7 separate regions of the Mus musculus genome follow, and all the other regions are linked to region 7. The links are chromatin loops, found by intact Hi-C in ENCODE. Cell type or tissue: left cerebral cortex. All regions are shown on one strand. Region 1 overlaps Rasgrf2 (RAS protein-specific guanine nucleotide-releasing factor 2). Region 2 overlaps Rasgrf2 (RAS protein-specific guanine nucleotide-releasing factor 2). Region 3 overlaps Msh3 (mutS homolog 3). Region 4 overlaps Msh3 (mutS homolog 3). Region 5 has its middle 66 kb from the start of Rasgrf2. Region 6 overlaps Rasgrf2 (RAS protein-specific guanine nucleotide-releasing factor 2). Region 7 overlaps Rasgrf2 (RAS protein-specific guanine nucleotide-releasing factor 2).

Region 1 (4,000 bases), 200 kb before region 7:
AGACCTTTAGCCACCTAAGGTGGCAGTAGAATGAGAAGCAAGAGATGTTACCAGTTCTTCCCACTGACACATCCCACCTAGGTGCCTGTTCATAAGGCATAGTCAGTGACTCCGGCTGGGCGTTGTTACTTCCAGAATGGGCATAGACAGGAGGGGCTGGGTAGATGCACATTAATCACCACTGCACTAACTCCTGGTCCCCTGGCCACAAGGCAGGCCCTGGATTAACAGCTGCTGGAAGTACATACATATGACAAACCAATGCTCTCACTGTAGAAATAAACATTTCTTCTGGGAAGACAGGCATAGACACTTCAGATTCCTTAAATCCAATGAATCCAATGACTTTGGACCACCCCACCACCAATCTCTCTTATCCCCAAAGACAATGGAGCAACCTGCATGGTGCCTCCTTACTCCATCCCCCCATGCTCAGCAGACCTCACCACCTGGTCAGAAGATTGACATCATCTCTAGCAGGACACAGGGGAGACCTTTGTTCTCTTTCTTTTGGGGGGAAGAAGTGGTTTTTAACTCACTCTGCAGACCAGGCTGGCCTTAAACTCAAGAGACTTGCCTGTCTTTGCATCCCGTGTGCTGGAATTAAAGATGTGCATCATCATCATCATCAACTGGCTTTAGTCCTCCTTTTAATGTCTGAATTTTCATCCTCATTCTTGTCCCTCACCTCTGGGTACTGCAGGAAGGCATGGCTGGAAGAATGACTTGGAAGGGGATCTTTGAGTGTCTGCATCACACTAGGAAAAGTCTGCTTTCCTCCCAGCATCTCAGCTTCCTTTTCACATAAGAAGAGCTGTCCAGATGCCTCTGAGGTCTCGTCTTCATTTCCTCTTGACTTGCGCCCAGACTCTGGCCATGGGTCTACACTCTCCTCTTTTCTAGTCCTGCTCTTCTTGTAGCGCCTCAATCTCCATAGATCCTTCCATCTGCTTAGAGAGGCCCCCACTTACTGTGATTCCATCATGGGTGACAGTGACATATGTGTGTTTCTTGCTTCCCCTAGGTCTTCTTAAGGACGTTGTAGGCAGACATTTAGGCACTTAGGCAGTAGGTACATCTAAGATAGCCAAGCAATACTAATTCCATACATCCAGCTACATCCATTGGATTATATAGGGCCCCTTAGTGGAAATAGACCAAAATCACATCTCTCATGTGTAAAGTTTCAAGACTGAGATTTGTAGAACAGTGTCAGGTCAGGGTATAATGCAGATGGTGGGCCTCCTGAGGCTTAAGAGAAGAAGCAAAGAGGCAAAGAGGTATCTGAACTGGACAAGACCCAGCAGTGGGGGAAACTGTTTGTCATATGGCCCAAGCAAGTTAACAGAGGTCCACTCTACTCATGCAAGTTGGCTTTGAAGAGAGGGAGCTTCACAGGTGAAATACTGGATATGGACTTGGGACTCTGGGTTATATTTTTATTTCCTTTCAAACAGATGGCCTTACACACAATAGGTCTCAGCCAATCTATTTAATTGCTTTTATTTTTGTAAGCCTTAAGGGTTTATTATTATTATTATTATTATTATTATTATTATTATTATTATTATTAATCACTTGATTGCTTCTATTTATTGGAAGACTATAACATTTCCTGAGTCAGGAGGTCCCTGAACCTCCCTGCTTTGGAATTTACCACACTTTTTCCCAACCCTTCATCCCCAGGGACTGTAACTGCAAGATAAAGTGAAGTGCTTTCAACTTAGCTGCTGAGATCTCTGAAGACATGCTTGTGCATAGCTGAGAAGCCTACAACCTCAGAGAAATGCCCTCCACACAAGGGCAGGTTCACACTGGCCTCATCTCAGGCTGTTTCCCCCACCCTGTTTAGCTGCAGATTGGCTGTGGCCATCTTCCACATATCCACAGTATTAGGTACAGATGTGTATCATTTCAATGGCAAATGGCTGCTCAGTGTTTATTGCTGCAAACCCTCAATTCTTAAGCACAGGTAGTTGAGAGCTTCACACTGCTCTTTTGAGCTCACCCTGCACCTTTACCTCACGTACCTCACATACAGAGAACTTCTACCTGCTGCAAAGGGCTCTCCCATCCTTCCTCAGAACACACGCCCTGTGCATCAACCTAACATGCATTAACTCTTGTGCAAGGCCAGGAGGCGCCAGAGGTGCCCCAAGGATTCTACTTACTAAGTCTGTGTTGCTGTCACTATTCATTGGACTGAGAGAGCCCTTTCATAAACCACAAATTCTGCAAGTGTTTTCTATTTAACTTCCCAAGAAATGATTCAACTGTCTAGAAATGATTTGACAGTCTACCAGGTATTTTTACGATTTTCCCTACCAAATCAAAGCATTTGATTTATATAAGTATGAATTAATGAAATATATTCACTGTTAAACTTCATCATTCCTTTAACATACTGATTCCTAAGTTTTAATCAGTTTTGAGGGCAAAGACGTGAATAATTACAGTGAATAAGTGTAATTGAGTTAAAAAATATAACTTTCCAAGAGCAAACTAGCCTCTTGGAGTAGAGATCTGTAGAATGTGAGAGTCACCCAGGGAGGGAGGGAGGGAGATGCTGCTGAGGGGTGCAACATCTCACACAAGGATGGCCTTTGTGCTCTTCTCTCAAATTCAAGTCTGCAATCTGTCTTTATTTTGAGGGCAGGAGACCTGTGGCTTAAAAGGTCTTGGGAAGATACCAAACTGAAGGCACCACTCCTTAAGAGTTTGAATATTATGATTATCTAATAGCTATCATTATTCCATACCTGCTTCTGCAAGGAACTCTGCTTTCTTTCACACATGCAATTGATGACATGTACTCTGGGCCTCAGGGACTCAACTCTAAACTTTGTATTTTCCAGGCTTTACAACTCAGGTTTTGAATGAAATAAATCAGCACAACGGGGCTCTTTCCTGTCACTGCAGCCATTGTGTCAGGCAGGCATGGGCATAGAGAGCAGAAGCCTCCTACAGGACTGCAACATCCTGGTGTAGGATTCACAAGGTAGCAGGAGTGGTTAAGTCAATATCATCGTGATGTCAACAGCTTGCTTTGTACCGTGATGCCCAGATTCCAGTCTCCCTGCTCCCTCGCCCCACTCCTCCCTGTCCTGAGCAGAGGTGGCTAGTTCTGCATACTGTTCAGAAGTTATTCCTGAGATCTGTGTGGGAAGCCTCCTCCTCCAGCCTTTCTTCTTAGGTACCTAGTTCTCTGTAACAACTATCTTCCCTAGGAATTAGCTACTTTCTCCCCTGACACTAACTGTTATGGATAACGGTAAGCAACTGACCAGTGTTAAATGCCTAGCAACCAGTCTGTGACACAATATTTGCACTTCAAAACCAAGAGGTGCCATTCTTGTCAGATGCCAGAGGCAGTTGCCTAACAAGCTTTGGCATTTTGTTATAATAACAAATTCCATCTCGATGTACTAACCCTAGAACATTCTTCTGTTGTGTTATATAGAGGGAAGACTGACTTCTAAAACATCTGTATAATTTCCACTTGAGTACTAAGAGGTCATCTCCAGCTATGAAGTGCTCAAGAAACTTAGCAAATGATTAAACTTTAGACTTGTTAATAGCATGTCCTACTGAGCAGTCCATAGCCGAGTTGGAGGAAATGTTTCCTGTAGGGGTGAGTTTTGAAACCCTCTTCCTAGCCACTTGGAGGACAGTCTGCTTCCTTTGGATGAAGATATAGAACTCTCAGCTCCTCCTGTGACATGCCTGCTTAGAAGATGCCAAGCTCCCACTTGATGATAATGGACTGAACCTCTAAACCTGTAAGTCAGCCCCAAGTAAATGTTGTTCTTTATAGGAATTGTCTTGGTTATGGTGTCTGTTCACAGCTAGGGTTCATAAACCCTAAGTAAGACAAACCATATTACATACTGTGGTCACTCACAAAAACTTACTCTACTCACAAGAGCTTACTTCCCTTGTCTCTGAAATTCTCTTTGAGATGGAAATCAAATCAAATTCATAGATTTCAACCAGCTATGGC
Region 2 (4,000 bases), 210 kb before region 7:
GCTGAGGGAGCCAGGGGCTGTATGAGTGTGAGGTTGGCTCCTGATGTCCTCAGGATGCTCTGCAGTGGTGAGAGCCCTGGTCCAAGTGAAACAAGGACCGATGACATCATAGCACATATCTGGCCATCATTCTTCTGATGAGGATATGGCTGTACCTCACAGTCCTCAGTCATGCTTTCGAGGTCCAAGGGTGATTGTGAGAGAAGAAAGAAGCTAAAGAGGAGTAGGAAGCCTTACTCCCACAATACCTTGTCTTAGTTACAGTTTTACTGCTGTGAACAGACTCCATGACCGAGGCAACTCCTATAAAGGATGATTAATTGGGGCTATCTTACAGATTCAGAGGTTCAGTCCATTATCATCAAGTTGGGAGCATGGCAGCATCCCGGCAGATGTTGGGGCTGGAGGAGCTGAGAGTTCCACCTCGTGTTCCAAAGGCAGCTTGAAGACTGGCTTCCAGGCAGCTAGGATGAAAGTCTTAAAGCCCACACCCACAGTGACACACTTCCTCCAACAAGGTACACCTACTCCAATAAGGCCACACCTCCAAATAGTACCACTCCCTGGGCCAAGCATATTCAAACCACCACACAAAAAGCAACATCAGAATATAATCACAAGAGTCTATCAGAGCAGTCAGATTTAATGTGCTAATTCTTAGTGATTTCTTAGACGATAAGAAATTGACTTCACCTTCACTTTTCATTGCCAAAAGGCTCTTAGGGGTTCTGTGGGAAACTGACTTTTAGTACTTTAGTAGAAGTCATAGTGACAAAAGAGAAGAGAAAGCGTGGCCCTCCAAGGACATTGGTGTATTAACTGCCTACTTTAGTTCACAATGGCTAATGGGTCCCATTATAAATGCCTCATCACTACTAAGAGAAACCTGGTGAGCTTGAGGGGACTTTAAAGGACAAATGTAGAGATGGAGAGAGAACTAGGGGAATGTGGCAAGTATTAAACTAGGATTTTTCAATAAGAAAACTTGATTGCCTATTCATCCAACACAGGAAGGAAAAAAACCGAAGAACAAAAAGGAAAAAGCTAAAACCAAAACCAACCTAAACAAACGAACAAACACACACACAACAACAGATCCCAGAGAGTGCCCAGGATTCACAGACACAAAAAGTAAACACAAACTTCTCAGATAATAGCTTACATTCAATATTTGAGTCTGACAAGTAATCCAGTTCTCTATAAGAGCCCCATACAGATCACTCACCCAGGTCCCCCTGAGAAAGCAGGCATGTGCACGCTGGGACACACTTCTGCTCAGGTAGTCAGGTTTCTTCCCTTGGAGTCCCTTTTGACCCAGGATCTTTAAGAACTAAGAGGGAAAAGGATGTCCCTGGTCTCACTCAGAGGGATGAGAAAGATCAAATGAGAGCCACAACAGGCTCAAATGTTGTACAGACCAAGGTTATCATCGGCCTATGAGTTTAGAAACTTAGGGGACTGAGAAGTTAGAGTTGCTGGCCTAAGTCAGTTAAGCAGAGCATTCTCTAGTCTCTGTTGGCTCCTGCTTTGGGAAAGGTGAGTTTGTGAGCAAAACAATACTTTATGCTACTAGATACCTAGAATCCCTTTGTTGTCAGGAATTGGTGGACAACTAGAAGTAATTGACAGCAATTATGAAGGGGTAAGAAAGTACATAGCTCACAGATCATCCAGTTTGATTATGTATGAGGCCATTCGCATGACTGAAGCACTAGACAATGAACCTGGTATTAAAAAGAATTATTTCATTACCATTAGCATCTCAGGTTGAGACTAAATTTTATCACCTCGGTCTGAGAATCCCTGTTAGCTCTGACTTGCTGTGGAGAGGCTCAGGAACTTTGATGGTATCTTGATACCTTTGAGCAGTGGGACATCTTCCAAGTTGTCTATTAAGGCAGAATTTCTTAAGGCCTTTATATGCCTGTTGATATCCAAAACTGAGTGGTGCTCCAGCAATTATCAGAGGGACATCACAATGTTCTGCCCCATGCTAATCTATAGCAAATATAAATCCTATGTGTTGGACAACAGAAAACAGACTTGGACATGAAAGAAATGTTTCTAGGGTAATATTTAGAAATAGAACCAAAAAGCACTGCCAGTGTCAACATGGTATTTTGTATCAGAAGTGGAGTCTCCTGTTTTATACCTTGAGCTTGCAATACCCCAAGAGTTGATTAGATAGATGGAGAATCCTTTTGGGTTTGGGAGCACAGACTGCATAGCCAGGAGGCTGGGAGGAGATCTGGGCACTGCCTGTTGCTTTCTATGTAATCACAGAAACAAAACCAACTCTGAGCCGCAGTGTCCTCTTCTGTAGAGCTGGGCTAACGAGTACATCTGCCTTCTTCCCTTCGGAAATGAAAAGCAGGGACAATGAGTTACCCCCGAGAGCTTAGAACAGTGACTGACACATGGAATAATAGGAGCTTTGGAGACATTTGTAAAATTACAAGGCTGTTACATAAAAAAAAAAAAGCATCCCCACAGAGAGGCTACCTCCTAAGAAAAGCATTTAAAAGACCTTCGTAAAAGACCTGGTTCCCCATATCATAAAACAACAGCAAACCTCAAGCTGGCCTCTAGATTGTGCTAAAGCAGCCAAATGCTTCCTCTTTTGTTCAGAGCACCAGCACACAGTTCCCCTGGAAATCAAAGCACCTTCCTGTGGTGAAAATTGGGGGTGGGGTGGGGGTATACATCCCTGGGCATCTTCAGGAGACGCAAGACAGGAAGCACTCTTGCGGGGCAGAGGAGCCTGAAGCACAGACGGGGATCCTCATTCTGTAGAGAGCTCAGTGGTTAGGCATCCCTACACTGAGGCTGCCTCACAAGTGGAAAGGTGGAGCCACTGCTTGGGAGCGGAGGGTAGGCTGGGCATATGTATGGAAAACTACTGGAAGCCAATGGACAAAAGCAGGAATGGGCATAGACAGAGGGACTGAGTCCTGGGATAGGACAGCGTGGTCGGTCTGCCAAGAGCTGTCAGTAAAGGTGACAGCAGCTGCCTGTTCAGTGGTTTCTTACAAATTGCATTCTCCCACCCACACCAAAAGCTGTGTGATGCTTGTCCTGGCTCAACCCCCACTTCAGATCCAGAACAAAGGATGCATCTGAACCCTCTGACGAGACACTGAGTTCTGTGTTTCGTAGCGTGAAGCCAAGAAATAAATAAATAATTAATTAAACCACTGACAAAATAAGCAACAGTTGGAAGGGAGGGAAGGAGGGAGGGAGGGCAGTTGCATCCCCCTCTGACCCAGACATCCTTGAGCAAGCTTCCCAGTGGGGATCAATAGCACCAGTGCCTGCTTCTCTGGTCTCTGTGACTCACTCAGGCACATTCCTATTTCTGTGGCAGGACACAGGGAGGCACTCTGGTCCTTTCCTTCCAGGGGAGGGAGGGGCTTCCATCTTCTCCTGTGACTTCACTACCACACTGGAATTATGTAAAGGTTTGGTTTTCTCTCCACAAGGAGGGGCCTCCTCCTCAGCTTCTTACCATGGCTGTGCCAGAGACCATGGGGGCAAGGCTGCGAGAACTCCGGTCTCAGCCTTGGGTCCTTTCCTGACAGATCTCTGGTTTGTATTTATAGCGATCTCATTTTAATTAAGTGATAAAACCTCAATGCTACCCGCAGGAGACCAATCAGCTACATGTGTTCAGAAGCCGCTGCGCTGGGCAGTGCGGATAAAGTGCAGCATTTCTACCAATCTCCTAAAGACCTCAGAGGGCAGCAGATGCCCTCTGAGGATTCAGCAGCTCTGCCAGTCAGCTGTAGGGCTGGCATTCTGCTTACCTGAGGTCAGGGTATAGACTCAGACTCCCTCCCCCAAGAGCAGCCATCTACACCAGCCCACTACATGAGTCACCTCATGTCATTATCCCCATGGCTCACAGGAAGAACTGCCATTATCTGGATTTTTCTAGGGGAAGATGTCTAGAACCTGAGCCAGCAAATGCCAAAGCAGGGGTCTCATTGTAAATCAGTCTTTA
Region 3 (4,000 bases), 200 kb after region 7:
CCTAACAGACACAATCACACTGGTCTACACTGCCACCGTGAACCACCCCCCCAAGAAAAAAAGAGAAACACACACACACACACACTCACACACTCACACACACACACGCTCTTGAGGTTTTGGAGTTCTCATCTCACCATTTACTTTCTTTTAAATATGAAATAAACAAAACAAAAAATACATCTAAGATTCTTTTAACTGATATCCTAAAACATCGAAATCTATAATGTTCACTATGAGACTATAAAATCCTAGCTCCCTTTTCAAAGTCAAGTTTAAACTAAAACCTTGGCACCTATAACTGAATGTGTGTGAACCATCTTCTCTACGTACAGTATCGAAACAGCTGGCAAACTAAGGAGAAAAGTGAGCCTTAACAACCCAGCTCAGACCATCACAATCAAAATGCCTATTAAAGCTAAAACCGTAAACTTGAACTATATAAACCTTTACAAAAAGAAAATATAAAAGTCTTCATGCTTCTAGAATAGGCAGAACTCAGATACAGAAGACCTCACTAAAGGGAATATTGATATTAAAATCTTTTGTTCTTCTGTGTTCATGAAAAATTAAAAGCTAAGCCAAAAGCTTGGAAAAAACATCAGAGGGGGGAGAGGGAGAAGGAAGAGAGAAGAAGAGGTAGAGAGAGAGAGAGGGAGAGAGAAAAAGGGAGAGGGACAAAGACAGAGAATGTGTATGTACGCAGGCATGTGTGGTAAACATTTGACCTAGAATAATTCCTACACCGCAACACAAGCAATCCAAGAGATAAAATGGACAGAGAGGACACATGGATGAACATCCAGTAAATACATGAAATCACTCTATCCAGAGAGAACTAAATTAAAACCCAAATGTGAAATCACAATTTGCTCATTACAGTGACTCAAAGTGAAAAGACACAATGGGACAATAGATGCGAATGACAAGCCACAGCACTCACACACTGCAACAGACAAGCTACAGCGCCCACACACTGCAACAGACAAGCAACAGCGCCCACACACTGCAGCAGACAAGCTACAGCGCCCACACACTGCAACAGACAAGCAACAGCGCCCACACACTGCAACAGACAAGCTACAGTGCTCACACACTGCAGCAGACAACACACACTGCAGCAGACAAGCTACAGCGCCCACACACTGCAGCAGACAAGCTACAGCGCTCACACACTGCAGCAGACAAGCTACAGTACTCACACACTGCAGCAGAGAAGCAAAACTATGGAATTACTATAAAGAATATTTTTTGTTTTGTTTTGTTTTGTTTTGCTTTGCTTTGTTTTTCGAGACAGGGTTTCTCTGTATAGCCCTGGCTGTCCTGGAACTCACTTTGTAGACCAAGCTGGCCTCGAACTCAGAAATCCACCTACCTCTGCCTCCCAAGTGCTAGGATTAAAGGCGTGCGCCATCACGCCCAGCTATAAAGAATATTTTTGTTTTCCACAGGGATGAATATATATGTTTACCTACCTAACCTAGCAATTCCACTCCTAGGTCTATCCAAAAAAGTATGTCTGTGAGAAGATAGAGCACAGAGGGTAGTCTTAACAGCTTTCCTGAAAATAACCACAAGCTGGAAACAACCCAAGGATTTGGCAAGTGAAAAATCAACAAACCCTGGTATATTCGTCTAAAATAAAACTGCACACCAATTAAAGAGAACAAACTTTCCTCCCATACATTCAACACAACTACACATTTCTTTGAGCAAAGGTAAGAAAGTAGACATCAAAGAGTCCACACTGTAATGATTCCAGTTGTGTGAAACCCTAAAACAGCCTGCCCTGCCCTGCTCTCTGACCCCAGTGATCATATCATCAATGTTGTAGTGAAGGTTGGAGATAAAGAGAGGAGCCAGAGAGAGGCAGAGGAAGTCTGGAGAGAAGGCGGAGCTTTACCCGGGATGATGGCTGCAGGATGTTACACTAGCAGTGACTGAAACAAACTTACAATGTGCAAAGCTTACTGCATGTAAACCACAACTGATTAAAGCTGACTACAAATAAAACTTTTGAATCTGCTGTATATAATTTAAAGCTAAAGACTTTTTAAAGTCTTAAACTAACATGACTAAATTCCCATGGAAATGTAAACTCCAAACCCTTCTGAGTAAGATTTTGATTCCAGTATCTACCCAGGAAACTGCATATCTTTCACTTTAAAACAAAAATACTGGACTTCAAGATGGACATTCTAATCTAGTTATGGTGGCACACGCCTTTAATCCCAGCAGTCTGGAGGCAGAGACAGGTGAATCTCTGTGAGTCTGAGGCCAGTCTGGTCTACAGAGTGAGTTCCAAATCAGCCAGGACCAGAGTTTTCAAAGGGCCAGTCTCAAAAAATTATATATATATTTAAAAAGTATATTTTATATCTACACAACTTGAGGTATATTAAATGTCAACTAGAACTTATACAAATATATAGACATAGTACACTAAAAAATTTACAAATAAAAAAATGTTTCTCCCTAAGATCTAAGCCAGCCTTTGAAAAGCTTTTTTTTTTTTTTCTAAAAAACTCCATTTTACGTATGTATGAAGAAATACAACAATGAAACATTCTCAGATAGCTGGAAATTTTTCTCAAAATGTCTTCCATGCATTAAAAGCATTTTTTCAGCAAAACAAAACCAGGCCATTTCACTCAGGTTATATGCCTCGAGTCCAGAGGCTGATTAACAAACCCATCTTTAGGCTACTTCAAGGGGCCTAAAGTCCTCATCCAAACTAATGGTTTTCTCCAGAAATCCTAATTCTGATATTATACCAAGAGCAACTTCAGAATAAGTTTCCTAGAATTCATAGAACAATGAATAATGCATGTACAGATGTGCATTCATGGGTTACAGGCTAAACTGTGACCCCATGAACTTATCCATAGCCTAGCATACCTAAGATGGAGTCTTTACATGGGTGTCTGTTTCAGTGAGATCATTGGAGTGGGCTGTACTCCAGTATTTAAAACAACACCAGAAATGTGTACATGTCACAAGCACAGAGGACAGTGATATGGGGAGACACTAAGAAGACAGCTGAGAACTGCCCTTCCTTCCTAGCCTCAAAAGCAACACTGCTGCCACCCTGACTTGGGACCACGCCCTCCTGTGTGAAACCGTGTTAGGCTGCTCACACACCTAGTCAGTTGCTGCAATTCCACTAGAAGGATCAACAGCGCCTCAGGCACGAGCTTACAAATCACTATTATAACAAGGAAGACGCCAAGAAGAATCACTTGGTATCTGCCAGTTTCTAGAATGCCAATACTCTGACCTACCATAGATGATTTTAAGCTAATGTTGTACAAACTTGATACAAATTACTAGAAATATATCAACTCTAGAAAGCTTCTATAAACTACTGCATCACAGAGCAAAACCTGATGAGACAGCATTTTTATTAGCTAGTAAGTACTCCAAAGGACGGCCATGCTTAGAACCACAGCTGCATTTACAGGACAGCAGCTGGAGAACCACGGGATGAATGGTTAGGGTGCAGAAGATAGTAAGAAACAAGTGTAGCAAAAGTACAGTGTGACCTCTAAATAGCTTCGGAATGCTAAACATAAATGAAAAGGAAATCAGACTGGAAAAGCATGCCTGACCTCAGGTATATGGTAATTAATGCAAGCAAGGGATCTGCAAATCAAACTCAAATGGGCCATTTTACTCTTTCTGCATAAAATATTATTTAAAAGCATTGAATTGGGAGCTGGAGACATGGCTGACTCAGCAGCTAAGAGCGCTTGCTGCTTTTGCAGAGGACCAGCACCTACACTGACTGGGTAGTTCACAACCACCAGAACTCTAGTTCTAAGGGATCTGACACCCTCTTTTAGCCTCTATAAGCACCCACGTTTGTGTGCATGCACACAGGCAGACAAATGGACAGACAGAAACACACAATGAGACAGGCACAGACACACACACACACACACAAAAGAATCATCTAAAAAATATGTAGAAGCATTGAATCAAATTGGAATTACTTACAATT
Region 4 (4,000 bases), 210 kb after region 7:
TTTTTTTATGGTTTTTCGAGACAGGGTTTCTCTGTGTAGCCCTGGCTGTCCTGAAACTCACTTTGTAGACCAGGCTGGCCTCAAACTCAGAAATCCGATTGCCTCTGCCTCCCGAGTGCTGGGATTAAAGGCATGCACTACCACGCCCAGCCGTTTTCCTTTTTAGAAAGGTATTTTTTCACTTGAAAAACAAATGTATTGTCTCTGTAGATTTTTAAATGTTATTTAAATTGCAGAAGAACAAATTCTGACACAAAGTATAGCAGCTATAACAGGACTCAGCAAGATAGCCTGAGAAACATCTTAATAAAGCCCCACCCTCCCGGATGGGCACTCCAGCCCCCTGCCCCGGCACTGAGCATCTCTGACAGGTCACTCTGCACCCACAGCTGATGTCTCAGCCAGCCTTTCTCCCCACTCCCACTCCCACCCCCACACCCTGTCCTTACATTGCCCAGCCTCAACATCCCCTCAGACTGAGGTACTTAGCTGTTCCTTCCCATAATCCTCAGTGCTTGAAAAGGCATCCCTCGGTTAGTCGGCTCCTGAGACCTAAGAATCATGTTGATGGCCTCATCTGAGTCCAAGGCACTATCTTATTAAACTTAGAACACTGTAGTCACTAACCTGGAGCCATCAAATATGTAATAACATCAGATTATTAAACAGTTTAATGAGACAAATTCCCTTTTTCCCTCTTATTCTTCAACCCCATCCCACTAAGGGTTTTTCTGTATAGTCCTGGCTGTCCTAGAACCTAGAACTCGCTCCATAGACAGGGATTTGCCTGCCTCTGCCTCACCTCTGGAATGCTGGAACTATAGGCATGTGCCACCAAATCCAGCCTGGCAGCAGGTGACCACAGCCCACCTCCTACTCACACTCATATGATCTCCTTCCTACTCATACTCACATGACCTCCTTCCTACTCACACTCACATGACCACAGCCCACCTCCTACTCACACTCATATGACCTCCTACTCACACTCACATGACCACAGCCCACTTCCTACTCACTCACATGACCTCCTTCCTACTCACACTCACATGAGCACAGCCCACCTCCTACTCACACTCACATGACCTCCTTCCTACTCACACACATATGACCACAGCCCACCTCCTACTCGCCCTGGCCTTACCTCTCTTTCTTCCTACTTTCAACTACTGACTTTCCCCAAGCTCTAGTGTCTCTCCTGGCAGTAAGCTCACCCACCTCTTCTTCTGACTCTCCCCCATGAATATATCTCCTTCCCTGCATTGCTTGGTTAAAGCCCTATGAGTTTTCCTCACTTGCCAAGATGAGCATTTCCTCTGATCAAGAGTCTCGCCGTGTGCCCGAGTCTGAATCGTTTCATTTTACACACTATGCACCTTTCTCCTCTCTTTCATCCAGTCAAGTCTTCCGTCCTGCAAATGTCCCTATGCAACCCACCTCCTCCACAGCCTGCTGTGACCAGGGTACGTCCATCTCTGTGAACTCAGACAGTCACCATGCTCGGCTCAGGACTCAATGGGAGAGCTAGTAAATACTATTAGTAACGGTTATTATTAGTTTAAGTAATGGTTTTCGTTCCTTTTCTTTTGACTATAAACATAAAACTCTCTAAACTAAAGCAATCTCAAAACTGCTGCTATTTTTTTCTCTCTATACAATTTGACAACCAATGGGATAATGGAATAGGATGCCTGATCCCCTCTGACAGACACGTGAGAAACAGTCTGCCACTATTCAGGAGTGTCTGATTCCGCTGACGATCATCTTTGTCTATTTGTTTTACTCTAAAAATGACACACTATACAAAATGAATGCAACTAGCTTGAGAAATAAATGGGAAGGATTTCATATTCTTAAAAAAGAAAAATCTTAACACAAAATATAAAATCCTTTGGAGACCTCTTGTGGTTAAAGTTAGGAATAAAAAGTTAAATTTTTAAAAACTGTTTTTTAAACTATATTAAATCTGCTATAATTCCAGGCAACTTTTGCATCTTCTCACATAGTAATAATATGTAATATCTTTGTTACCAGTAAAATACCCACCAGTACCTGACAAAAACTGGAGCTTTCACCTTCTCATCTAGTGCAGAAAAAGACGGGGTTACAGTGTGACTCTAGGTCTGAGAGATAAGAAACTACATGTCAGCACTGACACCAGACACCACTAAACTCACAATAAAACTTTCTTATCTGAAAATTGAACGTTACACTGCTGCCTGTAAGCCAACTGAGAACAGAAGTCTGGCAAACTATTCTTCCTGAGCTCTGTGGGTTTTAAAGTGGAGCAACTGTCTCTAATAAGAAAAATTAAGGAACTCACCTCATACGATGAAATAAAGAAAATGTAAATTTAAAATTGAGCACTACACACTTGGGAGGCAGAGGCAGGTGGATTTCTGAGTTCCAGGCCAGCCTGGTCTACAAAGTGAGTCCCAGGACAGCCAGGGCTATACAGAGAAACCCTGTCTTGAAAAACCATAAAAAAAAATAATAATAATAATAATTGAGTACTACAAATAAAATTTTAAAAAGATTTTGGTAAAAATAAAACATAGGTAAAACTACAAAGTGCTCTCAAGATGAGAAAAGATCTTTCAAATTATAAAAATAATAGGATGTTACCAAAAGCACAGGGACTTAATTGGTCCAAATACTTCACTAAAAACAACAAGTAGAAATAGCGAATCAAATATGTTACTTAAAATGTGTTTACTTGCCAGGCGTGGTGGCGCACGCCTTTAATCCCAGCACTTGGGAGGCAGAGGCAGGCGGATCTCTGAGTTCAAAGCCAGCCTGGTCTACAAAGTGAGTTCCAGGACAGCCAGGGCTACACAGAGAAACCCTGTCTGGGGGAAAAAAAAAAAAATGTGTTTACTTTTCTTGCAAGGTCCTTGGCAAGTCTCCAGCTCACCCGTCTCTAGGGCTAGGGTGCTCCCAAGTGTGCACACACAAGAATCAAGGGTCAGCACCAACAGCAGGGTCCTCTGAGGAGCCCTGCGAGCTCCCACCTCCTGCCCCACACTAGGATGATGGGATTCACTGTCACACACAGCTTCCCGCGTGGGTGCTCACAAGCTGAACTCAGATCTGCACACTTGCACAGCGATCGATCATTTGACCCACTGACCCCCTTCCACCTTGAATTAAAATATAATTGTTAAATGTTTTAAAGGAGTTGTAAGATTATTTCTTGAAAAATAAATAAATATCAAGGATCAAAACTAACAAAAGAAACCTAACAGTAGTCGAGAAACTACATCCTAAAAGAAATGTGCAAAGAGAAGAAAAAGAAGGCACAATGTACTCTAATAGATGTTCCAGGAGAGACTAAGGGAGGCGGGTGTGGTGCAGCTGTAACCCCAGCATCCAGGAAGAGGAGGCAGGAAGATCGGGCACCCCTCAGATACACAGGGAGCTGGAGGCCAGCCTGGGCCACATGACAACTTAAATTTAAAAAGAAAACAATATATACATGTATCCTGAACCGCATCCTGCCACCCAAAAAACCAGTAAGCAGGGAGCCGCAATAGTAAAGGGGAAATGGCTACATGTTTGTGGTGGTGTAAATGAGAGGCCTCAGTCTCCAGCACTGGAACACTTGGTCCCCAGTTGGTGGCTGTTTGGGAAGGTGTGTCATGGGAGCAGGTTCTGACATTTCAAGGCCTTGATTCCAGTTCACTGTTTTGTGCTTTGTGTTTCAAGTGTGAGCCCTCAGCCTCCTGCTCTTGCCATCAAGGACTCTAACCCTCTGGAACCATAAGCCCACGTAAATCCTTCTTTCTATAAAGTACCTTGAACAAGGTACTTTATCATGCAACAGAAGAGGAACTAAGACAATTATTTTCCCTGAGTAGTGAGTTTTCTTGGCCAGGCCCTATCCTAGAAACTTTATGCATATTATCTTTACAACTCATCTTTATAGTGAGCACTCTTACTTCCTGTATTTTATACAACAAGGACACAGGAAGACAAGATAGTCTAATTGATTACTCAAAGT
Region 5 (4,000 bases), 69 kb after region 7:
TCAATTATTTAAGTTGCCTCTTTAAACTTGTGCTGTTCTGGAGTATCCTCTTATTTAAGATAGTTACTCTCTTTTAATCAGTATTTGAATATTATGTCCTTTATATGAGGGATATTTTCAAACAATGTAGAATTCTGACAAGTATTCTTGGCGATTGGATATAAGTAGCTTTAAAGTAATTTTCTATTAAATCTGACATTTGATCCACGTGGAGATAGGCTACTCTTCTCTAATGAATTAGTGAGATTTTCTTGATTGTTTATGTGTTATGAAACTGGAGATTTCCTTTTCAATATTCTACCTAATAAGTCTCTCAATTTTGTTAAAATACTTCACTTGATGTTCATTTTGTTGCTTTTGCTGTAGATCAATAGGGCTGATTCAGGCTACACATCTGATATACCTTCAGAGGACTGTAGCTTTAGTGTCATTTCCATTGGCAAAGCTTTGCTGTACTGTTTGGAGTTAGTGAATGTGAGCACCATCCACAAACTCAGTCTGATGGTGATCTACCTTGTAGCTGGTTCTCAAAGTCATTGTTATGTTGTCTTGGGTCAGATCTATGCATGAGCAGCTTGAGTCAGACCAAGAACTTCATAGAATCTTCTCAAATTGAGTAATTTCATTGAAGCCCTCTTCTTCAAGATTTTGTTTCCCTTCCTTTTGTAGTATTCTCTCTAGGAATTAATCTACTTCCATTGTAAAGTGTTGAAGAATAGAATGTGAAAATATAGTGTATCTGGTGCAATGGTGGCATAATTGTGCACAAACAAACAACAAAAAACAGGACTGCGCTTAGTATGTTGATTGTACTTCAGGTTTTTATTTCCTTCCTCTGATGTTATGACTTGTTTTGCTAGCTCCTAGTTATTGTTTGTTTCCTCTGCTCATGTTTGGTTATAATCACTAGAAAACATAAAAGTAGTCTGTGTTTATTTCAATCAGGGCAGGGTAGTAATTAGATGTTTAGAAAACTCATTTTCTCTTACTGCTGAGAATATTAATATTGTAAGTAGTAGTATATATTTCAGTTTAATTACAAAAACCACTAGATACTGTTGAAATAATTATTGGTAGCACATAGCCAGGGCCACTAACATCAATTTAAACTCTTAACAAAGAGCTAAGATTTCCTCATCAAGTCTTCTTTCTGGTCATCAGAGATTGTTGTGCCTCTTATTCCCCTTATTCTCCTTGCTTTTGAGACAGGGGACAAGGCCTTGCTTTATAGCCCACAGTGTCCTAGAACTTATGACCTTCCTGCTTTAGCCTCTTAAATACTGTAATAAAAGGTATGAGATACAAGATCGTATAGCCTACTTCATGTTTGACTCACAGCACTCACAACAAGCATATCTCAGAACTTGAAAAAAAAACAATCATTCCAATGTCTAAGAAACTAGCTGCAAATTTTATATACACAGAAAATCTCTGGGTGTCACTCTACTAGGGAAGGCAAAGCCACCAAAACCAGCAAAGAACAAAAAGAAGATTCAGAAATGAAGCCATTCTTATAGCCTTCAGAAACTATGTGAATTTGTTATCTTAAAGAATTCATCAGTGGGGATAGTAATGAACATTTTATTTTAAAAGAGTTCATGCCAAACACAGTGGTTTAAAACAGGTTGTTCAAAATGTGCTCCAAATCCATAATTCTTAAAAGGAAAGTCTCTTCCAGGAAATATGGGAGAGACATAAGTTGAATCACTCCACCCGCCCCATCTGAAATAGGAATAACAAACCCTGCCAAGTTCTGAGAAAGAAATATGGATAGTAAAACCAGGGCAGTCACAATTCCATTGAGCATATCCTAAAAAGCGTATTACAGACAATGAAAGGGAGACCAGAGCATGAAATGAGGATGGGGGATCTCACATTCTTGTGGTCTCACCTGAGGCAAGACAGCCATAAGAATGGAGGGAGAGGGGGCCATCCCTCTCCTCCGTCCCTCTCCCCTGTGCTTCCATTGTACCCAGATAAGCATTCTCTTCTATTTCTTGCATGAAGAAAAAGCAAGCTTGAAGGTTGTTTTATCAGCCCATTTTTAGAACAAAGCCTTTCTATGAACCATAATAATCATAAAAGCATATGTGAATGGCCACAGCTGCACAGCTAACATTACCTCATGGGACAGCAGGACACATCACCACTTTCTCTTTCACAAATGATGCTTTTTAATACTATTTTGATTTTGCTTTTATTCTCTTAGTTTTTTATACTTCATGTACATGATATGTATGGTAATATCTGTTGGGCAGATCGTTTTTATTTCCCTCTATTTGAAGTTTAACAGGGGGTGGGAGTCTAGAAGATGAGTATAGAAGTAGAGTGACCTCAGCTTACTATAGAGCAGAGATGATAGAACTAAAAGAAATAAGATCAAATCTTAAATAAATGGCCTATGAGCCATATGATCTCACAATGTCCTGAGTACAAAATGGGGTTCCTGTTTTAGTTAGGGTTTATCTGCTGTAAACAGACACCATAACCAAGACAACTCTTATAAGGACAACATTTAATTGGGTCTGGCTTACAGATTTAGAGGTTCAATCCATTATCATCAAGGCAGGAACATAGCAGCATCCAGAAAGGGATGGTGCAGGAGGAGTTGAGAGTTCTACATCTTCATTTGAAGGCTGCTTGCAGAATACTTACTTCCAGGCAGCTAGGATGAGGGTCTTAAGCCCACACCCACAGTGACACACCTACTCCAACAAGGTCACACCTCCTAATAGTGCCACTCTCTGTGGGCCAAGCAGCTACAAACCATCACAATTCACATGAGAAGCCTGGGGTTGTCTATTCTACTCCCCACCACATCACCATAGACCATCTCAGTGAGTGAACATGGTTCTGTGCTGAGCAAAGGCATACCTGAAGTGGGTGGGGTGGTTTCCTATTGCTCAACGTTACTGCTCCCTGCCCAACTCCCATGGACAGAATGAATGACCACAGGAAGATTACATGAGGAAAGAAGTGGCCCAGTGATAGTCACTGCCTAGAGCAGACCACAGATCTAGGAGGAACTGTCCTGGTTCAAAGATAAGAAAACAACCATGTGAACATACATGCAAGATATGTTAAAAGCATTTGTGCAGAACACACACTTAGAAATTCTCCCTAACACTTAAAACTTTTAGGGGCAAATGTGTCCTGGATTATCTGAGGATCTAAAGAGAAAAAAATAGAGAAAAGAACGGGGTGAGGGGGCAAGATTGTAATGACTTAGATCATAGAGATGTATGCTACCGCCATCACCATACAGAGCTCAAAGTCAACACATAGAAACCATTTTCTTTTCTTTTTCTTTTTCTTTTTGGATATTTTCTTTGTTTACATTTCAAATGTTATCCTCTTTCCCAGTCTCCCCTCTTCCCAGGCACCCCCATCCCATCCCCCTCCCTCTGCTTTTGTGAGGGTGTTCCTCCACCCACCCACCCAATTCCACCTCCCTGCCCTCGATTCCCCTACTTTGGGGCATCTATTGAGCCTTCATAGGACCAAGAATCTCTCCTCCCATTGATGCATGACACAAGGTCATTTTCTAAATGAGAAAGCACAGAGAGTTATGCTTACATATATGGCAACAGAACTCTTCCGTGTGAGAGCAAAATCAGGGTAAGGAGAAGTAGTGTTTATGTGTTTTTACAAAAGAGAACAGAATATCATTAATGAACAAACTCTGGCTATTCTCCTGCACTTCAAAAATAAAGAACATCAACAAATGTGGACAGTATCACATAGGGAAACAAGTCAGACAGATCCCACATGTCTCCTTGACAGCATTCTGTCAAAAGTCAGTGTAGCTAAGTTTAAGGTGCTCCCGTTCATATGTAAATGCAAAAGACAGTCTGGTTCATGTATTCCAGAATTCAGGAAATACAGCAGCCATGATTCATTTCTAAAATATACCGTTGAAGATGCGGGCTAATAATAACAAACTCTCAGAGAGGCTGGAGATAAATGCAAAATATCTTAAACATAAAATCTATATGTAGGA
Region 6 (4,000 bases), 75 kb before region 7:
GTCCCCAGGGAGTAGCATTTGTTGCCATCTGCATCGCAGAGAACTACTTAAAAGATGAGAAGGGAAAAGAAGTGAAGTATTTTGTAATTGATATCTTTTCCTTTCAACCCTGACCTCACATCATTCTACTTTCATCTTTGAAGAGAGGAAGAAAAAAAGGGAAGAAACCCTGAGCCAAGGATGAAGATGAGGAGGAGAGGAACAATTAATTTAGAGCCCTGGCTAAAGGTTGTGAAGTCTGGCAGGCCCATGAGGTGCTGCACCTTGAGAACCTGGTGTTAGCTCTTGCCAAGTCCGTTTGACTTTCTGTTTTCTCATTTGTGAAGTTGGGCTGATGATACCTAACTAAGTTACTACAAATAATATAAAAGTTAAGTGTACAAAGCACTTAGCATCACAAACTGGTCCTTACAAAGCAGGAAGGCCAGGGAAATTTCCAGAAAGAAAGAGAAGAAAGAAATCTCATTGAGGACTGATTGTTTGTTTGTTTGTTTGTTTTCTTCTATTAAACCTACTTACAGATTCCTGATCACCTGTTGAACAATTAGCAAATGCATTTAATTTAACAATGAATGTGCCCCAAATCTTCCTCTTGAGTCTCCAAGTCCACATAGGTGCCTGCCCAGGGAACAGAAAGCCCATGGAAAATAACTCGAGTTGCTAAGTATCTGCATGCAGTGCATATGCAATGAGGTTCGGCAGAGTTTGGAGTAGGAATGAAGAGGAATGACTGGTCCCAGTGTCAGAGGAAGTGTGAGAGAGAGAGAGACAGCAGATGTGCAGGGGAGGGGGAGGCTTGTCAGGGGCACAGAAAGAAGAGGCTCCATGACTGAGTTTTGCTTTGAAATGTCAGAAAGATGAGATGAAGAGCTGGGCATGAAGGTGAAATGAAACCACCTATGCTGAACGGTTTTGTGTGAACTTGTCACAAGCTAGAGCCATTTGGGAAGAGGGGACCTCAACTGAGAAAGAGTGTGGCCCATAGGCAAGTCTGTGGTGCATTACCCTGATTGACAGGTGATGTGGGAGGGCTCAAGTCACTATAGGCCGTACCACTTCAGCATCGGTGGCCTTCGGCATGATAAGAGAGCAGGCTGAGCAAGCCATGGTAGGCAAACTAGTAAGCAGTGTCCTCCATGGCCTCTGCATCAGTTCCTGCCTCCAGGTTCCTGCCTTGAGTTCCTGCCCTGACTTCCTTGGATGATGGATTTGAGCTATAAGATGAATTAAATAAACCCTTTCCTCCCCGGGTTGTTTTGGTCAGGGTTTTTATCAAAGCAATAGAAACTGTAACCTAGACAGCATTCCAGGCTGGGGAGAAGATATGCAAAAAGCAACAAGCACACACAGAGACAAAGGAACTGGACTTGAATCAAGTAAAGAAAAAGGGTGTCTGCCTCACCCCCTCCTCCTTCAGACTTCTCGCTCCTATCTAATAGACATGGAGGGGTGTCTACAGTCCTGGCATTACTTAGGAGAAAATAAGCCACATTTTTCTATTTCTGCAGTTAGAGTTTGTTACTACCATTTTCAACAATGAGACTGTACAGGCAGGAGGGTGGAGGCCAGAAGTTACAAAAGAGGGGCGCCACTGGGCACATTTCCAGCTCTGTCACTCCTAGCTGTGCGGCCTTACATAACTACGTAGCTACATAGTGAACTAACCTACCAGGCCTCTCCTTCCTTATACAAAAAACAGGAAGTGTAAGCTCCTGTAGCTGACTGCTGGGAGGGGTGGTCATACATTTCAGAAATTCCCTAACTAGGAAGCACTTAGTCAGTGCATAGTATGTAGGAAGCAACCCATGTCTACTGCCAGCAACTGATAGTGTCTATGCCTGTTACTTTGTCTTTAACTGTAGCAGAGCCACGGGAAGTACACACAACTCCTTCACACTTGATACAAGGAGGTACCGAGCTGAGACCCCAGGGACTAGGTCCTCCAGAAGTGGCAGCCATCATGAGCCCCCTCCAAAGCCAGACCTGACCCACACCTGGCTTGGTGAATGGCCTCCATCCACTCTTTCCCGGCCTGCTCCTCCTCACAGCGCAGCTCCAGTGGTTTTTGACCATCGTGCCCAAAAAGGACAGTGAAGTAATACTGCAAAGAAGAAGAAACACAAAAGGGTTACAGCTTTACTTTTCAGGGGCAGAAAGATAATAAAGCCAGTATTTGCCTACAAGAGGTATAAACTGACAAAAATCTACCAGCATGATGTAAGTCATATTTCAAACGGTAATAGCATGCCTGGTCCAGCCAGAACTGTCTTTGCACCTTGGCTGTGACAGCGAGCATTTTAACACCCTCAGTAGCACACAGCCCACAGCCCTACTGCATTGCATATTTTTATTTAAGAACAAAAAGAACATTGCGCCAATTTGCCGATGAAGAATAAGAAGCTAAAGCTAACATGAAAACGTTTCCAGAAGTTTTCGTGATGGGGCGTGTGGTGAAGCAGTAGAGAACAGGCGTCCACCCCGCCGAACCAGCTGATTCTCTTACCTAGCCTACGCTATATCCAGGCTCCATTCTGGGAAGTGCTATGGTTTATAACTACATCGAACTTCTGCTTTTGCCTCTTCTGCAGCCTTAGCAAGCACCATCCATGGCTTAAGCCCCATATCACAGACAAATTGTATTTAGCATGGGAAGGAAATATAATTGCCATCCTGGCCATAAGTCATAACCAGAATCTCTTTTTGATGAATGTAATCTAATTTCTTGTTGGATAGAAGAAAAAAAGAAAGAAATGGTTTTAGCAGGATTAAATTTATTCATCCCATTTGAACTTTATTTATAATCATCCCAAGCTGGAAACCATGCATATATCCCCCCAGGAGTGAGTACATAGACATTTCTGGTACGTCTTCCCGATGGAACACAACTCATCAGTAAAAAGGAACGTTTCTTGATAAAGCCAGCAACTTGAATGCTTCTCAAAAGTACCGCATAACACTAAGAAGTCAGCCTCAAAGGGCTACGCCCTGGAGTACTAGCCAACCAGCACAGTGGTTGAGGTCTCTCATTGGTGTTGCAAAAAGAGCTGATTCTCTTCCCAGCACCCATGCCAGGCAGCTTTAACCTGCCTGTCACTCCAGTCCCAGTGAAGACAACACCCTCTTCAGGCCTCTGAGGGCACCTAAACATGTGCACACATGCACACACACTTAAAATACAAATATTTTTAAAAGGTTTATACTCTACAATTTCCTTTATGGGATACTACTAAAGAAGTAGCAGAAAACAAATCAATTGTTTTTCTGGGGGCCAGGGAAGAAGTTTGTGTTTATAAAGGAACACAAGAACTCTTGCCAGGATCTCCCCTTCGTCCCTGTGCCCCCCCCCAAAAAACCCGATTATTTGACTATGAGTCAATATGTCATGAGGAGTCATTTTATTGCTATGTTTCTTTATCAGAATAACACTATAGGTTTTTCCCTTCCCTAGGCTTATATCCTATGTAGTCTCAGATTCTTAGCTGTTTTAATAGTGCCATAGAGTTGCCCTTACATCCAACCAAAAAGTGGTTGGTTACTGTCATGACATGCGTGTCACTATTGCACAAGTATATCTTGTAGACAGGTGATTGGTGTAGGTCCCAGTATTTGTAGATCGGTGTTACTGGTGATTCCCTTTGTCCTCTAGCAGCAGGCAGAGTAGAGTGTCTTCCAGGATCGTGAATGCTAGTAGGGAAACAGCTTCCAGTAGGGCACTAGCCTGACTTCTCCATGCTGAATGACATAAGTAAATATACTAGCTAGTTTTCTGTCAATCTGACACAAGCTAGAGTCATCAGAGAGGAGGAAGCCTCAACAGAGAAAATTCCTCTATAAGGTCAGCTGTGGGCAAGCATGTATGCATTTTCTTAATTAATGACTGCTGTGGGAGGATCCTGCCCATTGTGGGTGGTGTCATTCCTGGGATTCTATAAGAGAGCTGGCTGAGCAAGCCAGGAGGAGCAAGCTAGTACACAGCATCCTTCCATAGCCTCTGTATCAG
Region 7 (4,000 bases):
TTTTCTACTCTATATTTAAATTATATTTACTAACATATGAGTATTTATACAGTTTTGATCAAGAGGGATGAATATCAACTTGAAAATTAAGGGGCGCACGCCTTTAATCCCAGCACTCGGGAGGCAGAGGCGGGCAGATTTCTGAGTTCGAGGCCAGCCTGGTCTACAGAGTGAGTTCCAGGACAGCCAGGGCTATACAGAGAAACCCTGTCTTGAAAAACCAAAAAAAGAAAGAAAAAGAAAACAAAAGAAAAGAAAACTTGCAACAGACAGACAATATAATTGTTTTTAACTTCATGTATTGGAACAAAATGTACAAAGAAAACAGTATCACTGCAAATGTCTTCCATCTCTCCAGGGTGCAATGCTTGTCACTGACTAAAACCCACAGACCAATGCAGCTTACAGGACAAAGCATCTTTACATACAGCTAATACCACAAACATGAGTTTTCCTGTGTTGTATTCTCAACATAAATTACAATAATCTAAATACTAACATAACCAGGATTAAACAACTAATTTTCTAATCTATTTAATTTTTTATTTAATTTTAATGGAAAACTATTTACTAAGTTCAAGTAACAAATAGTTCTGAAATTTTTATAAGATTTAGCAAATGTCTTATTGCATTTCTCTTTATTTGCATTCAGTAAACAAAGATGAGAAAGAAAATGTGAAGTTAGTTATTATACCCCCATTCAAGATCATGAACTAGAATGGAAATCCTCCCTCATGACCTCTGCCTTCTACAAAGATTTATGAACATGCATGCAGTTCTACCTAATTTAATAAAATGTTGAAGAATTCCTGCCTTGGGAGTCAAGTTGGGAAGGTTAAAATGTCTGTCTAGTAACGAGGTGACAGAGAACTCACAGAACCTATAGTCCCTTTAATATTAAATCAGCACAAATATAAGAAGCATGTATAACTCTTCATGCCTCTAGAGCCAAGGATACCCATCCCTCACCAACCCCCACCAAGCAAGTGAAAGCAGGGTGAATACAACAGCAGATGAAGAGGAAAGACAGCCATTTTGCTAAACATCTTTCCTGCTTCAGGCAAGATGCATAAGGCTGCATAAGTGGACCAGACCAACTGGGCTGTGTACTCTCTAAGTGCAAACACTTAAAAACATCTCTCCAGTGAAGTGAGAGAATGTCACATGAAATTGGTTGTTTAGAAATATGCCTCTCTTTCCTTTGAGCAAATGGTGGTCTGAAGGTGCACTGCTCAAGATTCAACAACAGCCATTTGATTCGTTTTTAAACAAGAATAAACAAAAAAGGAATTCACGAATTACATCCCCAACTCGTATCTCATCCAGATTAAAAAAAAAAAAACCAAAAACAAAAAAAACTGAGCTCAGTGGATTTAAAAAGAGCCTCCTCAACAAAACCCTCTTCAGCATGCTTAGTCATTATATCTGGAGTTGGACTTTACTTGTGTAGAGCCTGAGCTACAACAGGTAAAAATGAAAGTAATTAAGAACGGTGAAGAGGAAGCTGCCTCTAAGATCTGGAGAGAGCGCTGAGTTAGATGAGATGGTAGAGAATTGTATCTCTTGTCAGAGCAGAGCACACCGGACCTGACTGCTAAAGAGGAAAGTTTCCCCTTGCCCTGAATGGAGATTACTTAGAAATAAGTACACCAGATACATATTTGAAAACAGGAACATTCTTTTGGAGGCACGTTAAGCATTTTTAAAACAAATTCACCTGATTACATCATCATTATTGTTCTAAAGAAATAGCCACTGTGGAAATGCTGATAAGACAAACTAATAATTTCCCATAAAACCCTGGAATGCCATGAGATCAATGGAGCAGCACAAATTTTCCTCCAACTTGGGAACATTTGAAAAGCCAGCTTATTGATGAAAATAAAAGAAAACTTCAGGGTTTATGTTCTGGTCCATTTTCTGAAATTTTCTATAACTTTTGCCAATAAACTTAATTTGAAATATTATTTAGATAAATTAAACCAATTGGTATTTCTTCTTATAATTTAACTATAAACATATATAACTAGAAATTTAAAGTGATTTGAGAAAGAAACAGAACTCAAGAATGGTTAGAAGTGGTTCACAGGAAGAATTGAGTCATTGTTGCAACATCCTAAGATGCTGGATTCTACCTCTGTAGACGGGTGACACCTCTGGCTCACTGGATGATGTCCCTTATAGGTTTGTGGGGCTACTGACCTGATTGATTTCTCAGAGTGCCCATTTCAATCATCTCTGTCCTTAGCTTTTCAGATGCAGTGTTTGTCAGTGTTTATTTGCAGTTCACATCCTCTATGTAGCAACAATGTTGCAGTATTTTTATAGTCTTAGAAGCAGATGATCACAGCACTGGAAAGTGACACAGTTAACTGAAGGGAGGCCAATTGCATACACTACAGACTTAGGATAAAACATATCTCCATAGCATCTCTTCATAATTTTTCAGTTGCCTCTAGGTAGCAGTGTTCAAGAAAAGCATTATTCAGCTAGGCTAACCCATGTCAACAAAGCATTTCCAACATACAGGAAAATTTATAAATTCTCCAAGACCAACTTCAAATTCTTTCTGGAATGCTTACATCTCAGTTTTGCTTACAAACTACAAAGGTCCTGATTCCCAACCTCCCAAATATGCATGAGGTGACAAGCACCACAGTTCATGTGACAGTAACTAGGAAAAAATAACTTACCAAAGGTAGCCTCCTAGAACCCCAACTATTCAGGGGTTTCAAGTCGCTATTAGAGTCCAACTTACAAATAACTGTCCTGAAGATGCAAGTCCTGACCTTTACACGGCCATAAACAATGCTTTGCAAATAACATTGGCAGGTTTGGCAGCCACAAAAGCTCTAACCACCCCTGAAACTCAATTCCAGAGTAACCATAAGTGGTTATTTGTGAACTTCAGAATACATACAAAGGAAACAAATAATTTAGAATTGAGTCGGGGGTGTGTATTTTAAAGGACACCGTTTTATTTTCGACATAGTGGGACTTAAAAATCCATTGGGGAGGGAAGTCTTGTGGGCCTTCTAACACTATTCAAGAATACACAAACACACACACACACACACAAACACACACACACTTTCAAAAATATGTTTGCTGAAAACTTTCCTTCGATTCTAGACTGCACAACTTGAATTTTCTGTATTTCTAATACATATATCTGCCAGCTTGGAAATTAGTTTTCCAAATGACTAAGAGCACCTTCAAAAGTCAAAGGGCATCTTTTAAATTTCAAACTCCTAACCCTTCTGATGTGATTAAGCACTTATCATTTACCGAAGTTAATGATTTACAGTAAAAATCAAAAGCAATCTTGTGCCTGGTGTGGTTTCAGTTCCTCTGAGTTCTAAGCTTTGTTTTAAGAGGCAGAAACATTAGGTGGCCATCCTAACCACCATTGTGTGAGCAGCAGCCTCCGAGGTTTACAGTTCATGCATTCTGGTCAGATCTGCACGGAAAATTCAGCCTAGAAATATTTTTCTGGAACAGCAAAGGCAACCAGTCCCCCCGCCGCACCCCTACATACCTCCCTCTTCCAAGGTCTGGAATATAGAGGCAAAGAGAAAACATTTGGCTGAATAAAATCATTCCTCTTTAACTGTAATAAACAAATGGCATTTGAAATCAATATGGTTCCTATTTTGCAGGAATGGGATTCAGAGGTTAAGCCATTGCCTTCTCCACGCCTTGAGCACACAACAAACCCATTCAAATTATGACCTACAACTAAAAGGTCTCATTTACTTTAAAGTACAGAGCGTTCTTTTTAAATGCCCATGTTTTTAAACATAAACTCAGGGACAAATGCTAATTCTTGGGAGACAGTGTCTTTATGCTGACCTCGGTGGGCAAACATTCTCAAGACCTAAACTACAACGCATGATTGACAAGGACCAACAAACGCGTCCGTCTTGGTAGTGGGATTGGTGCCCAGAACTACGGGTAAGCCATCACTGGCAGGTAAAGAACTCTGCCGGTCCGGAGCCAG

What was found. A loop is a pair of places that touch in the nucleus more often than their neighbours do. Peaks named below come from ENCODE experiments on the same cell type or tissue, not always from the same donor. Only the 100,000 strongest peaks of a DNase experiment are listed, where the experiment ranks them.
Region 1: it touches region 7 in a loop (1.9-fold over the local background); 3 of 42 quality-filtered maps call a loop at or near these places.
Region 2: a loop joins it to region 7, with 2.8 times the contacts of the local background. A loop is called at or near these places in 5 of 42 quality-filtered maps.
Region 3: it touches region 7 in a loop (2.6-fold over the local background); 6 of 42 quality-filtered maps call a loop at or near these places.
Region 4: it touches region 7 in a loop (8-fold over the local background); 6 of 42 quality-filtered maps call a loop at or near these places.
Region 5: it touches region 7 in a loop (2.1-fold over the local background); 2 of 42 quality-filtered maps call a loop at or near these places.
Region 6: a loop joins it to region 7, with 6 times the contacts of the local background. A loop is called at or near these places in 4 of 42 quality-filtered maps.

What each region holds. Positions count from the first base shown.
Region 1 is chr13:91,927,068-91,931,067 of GRCm38, forward strand. All of the region lies in intron 18 of Rasgrf2 (RAS protein-specific guanine nucleotide-releasing factor 2), which reads right to left. It overlaps Gm46435 (a long non-coding RNA gene), which reads left to right. Exons shown (of 3, transcript XR_003950706.1): 2 at 3,461-3,779. Among named protein-coding and RNA genes, the nearest start is that of Gm46435, 4.7 kb to the left of the region's middle. In left cerebral cortex, a CTCF peak has its summit at 2,143; a DNase peak (open chromatin) is centred at 3,103.
Region 2 is chr13:91,912,744-91,916,743 of GRCm38, forward strand. All of the region lies in intron 19 of Rasgrf2 (RAS protein-specific guanine nucleotide-releasing factor 2), which reads right to left. Among named protein-coding and RNA genes, the nearest start is that of Gm46435, 9.6 kb to the right of the region's middle. In left cerebral cortex, a CTCF peak has its summit at 3,379; DNase peaks (open chromatin) are centred at 2,280, 2,642, 3,096 and 3,347; H3K27ac peaks cover 1,330 bases.
Region 3 is chr13:92,326,341-92,330,340 of GRCm38, forward strand. All of the region lies in intron 8 of Msh3 (mutS homolog 3), which reads right to left. Among named protein-coding and RNA genes, the nearest start is that of Dhfr, 26 kb to the right of the region's middle. In left cerebral cortex, no CTCF peak of the experiment used is centred here; a DNase peak (open chromatin) is centred at 1,559.
Region 4 is chr13:92,336,075-92,340,074 of GRCm38, forward strand. All of the region lies in intron 8 of Msh3 (mutS homolog 3), which reads right to left. Among named protein-coding and RNA genes, the nearest start is that of Dhfr, 17 kb to the right of the region's middle. In left cerebral cortex, a CTCF peak has its summit at 1,912 (motif pointing left); DNase peaks (open chromatin) are centred at 1,048, 1,214 and 1,692; H3K27ac peaks cover 543 bases.
Region 5 is chr13:92,195,347-92,199,346 of GRCm38, forward strand. No RefSeq gene overlaps it. Among named protein-coding and RNA genes, the nearest start is that of Rasgrf2, 66 kb to the left of the region's middle. In left cerebral cortex, no CTCF peak of the experiment used is centred here; a DNase peak (open chromatin) is centred at 1,724.
Region 6 is chr13:92,051,555-92,055,554 of GRCm38, forward strand. It overlaps Rasgrf2 (RAS protein-specific guanine nucleotide-releasing factor 2), which reads right to left. Exons shown (of 28, transcript NM_009027.4): 2 at 1,995-2,101. Among named protein-coding and RNA genes, the nearest start is that of Rasgrf2, 78 kb to the right of the region's middle. In left cerebral cortex, no CTCF peak of the experiment used is centred here; DNase peaks (open chromatin) are centred at 1,780 and 2,404; H3K27ac peaks cover 1,634 bases.
Region 7 is chr13:92,126,767-92,130,766 of GRCm38, forward strand. All of the region lies in intron 1 of Rasgrf2 (RAS protein-specific guanine nucleotide-releasing factor 2), which reads right to left. Among named protein-coding and RNA genes, the nearest start is that of Rasgrf2, 3.1 kb to the right of the region's middle. In left cerebral cortex, a CTCF peak has its summit at 2,445; DNase peaks (open chromatin) are centred at 2,341 and 3,521; H3K4me3 peaks cover 2,636 bases; H3K27ac peaks cover 688 bases.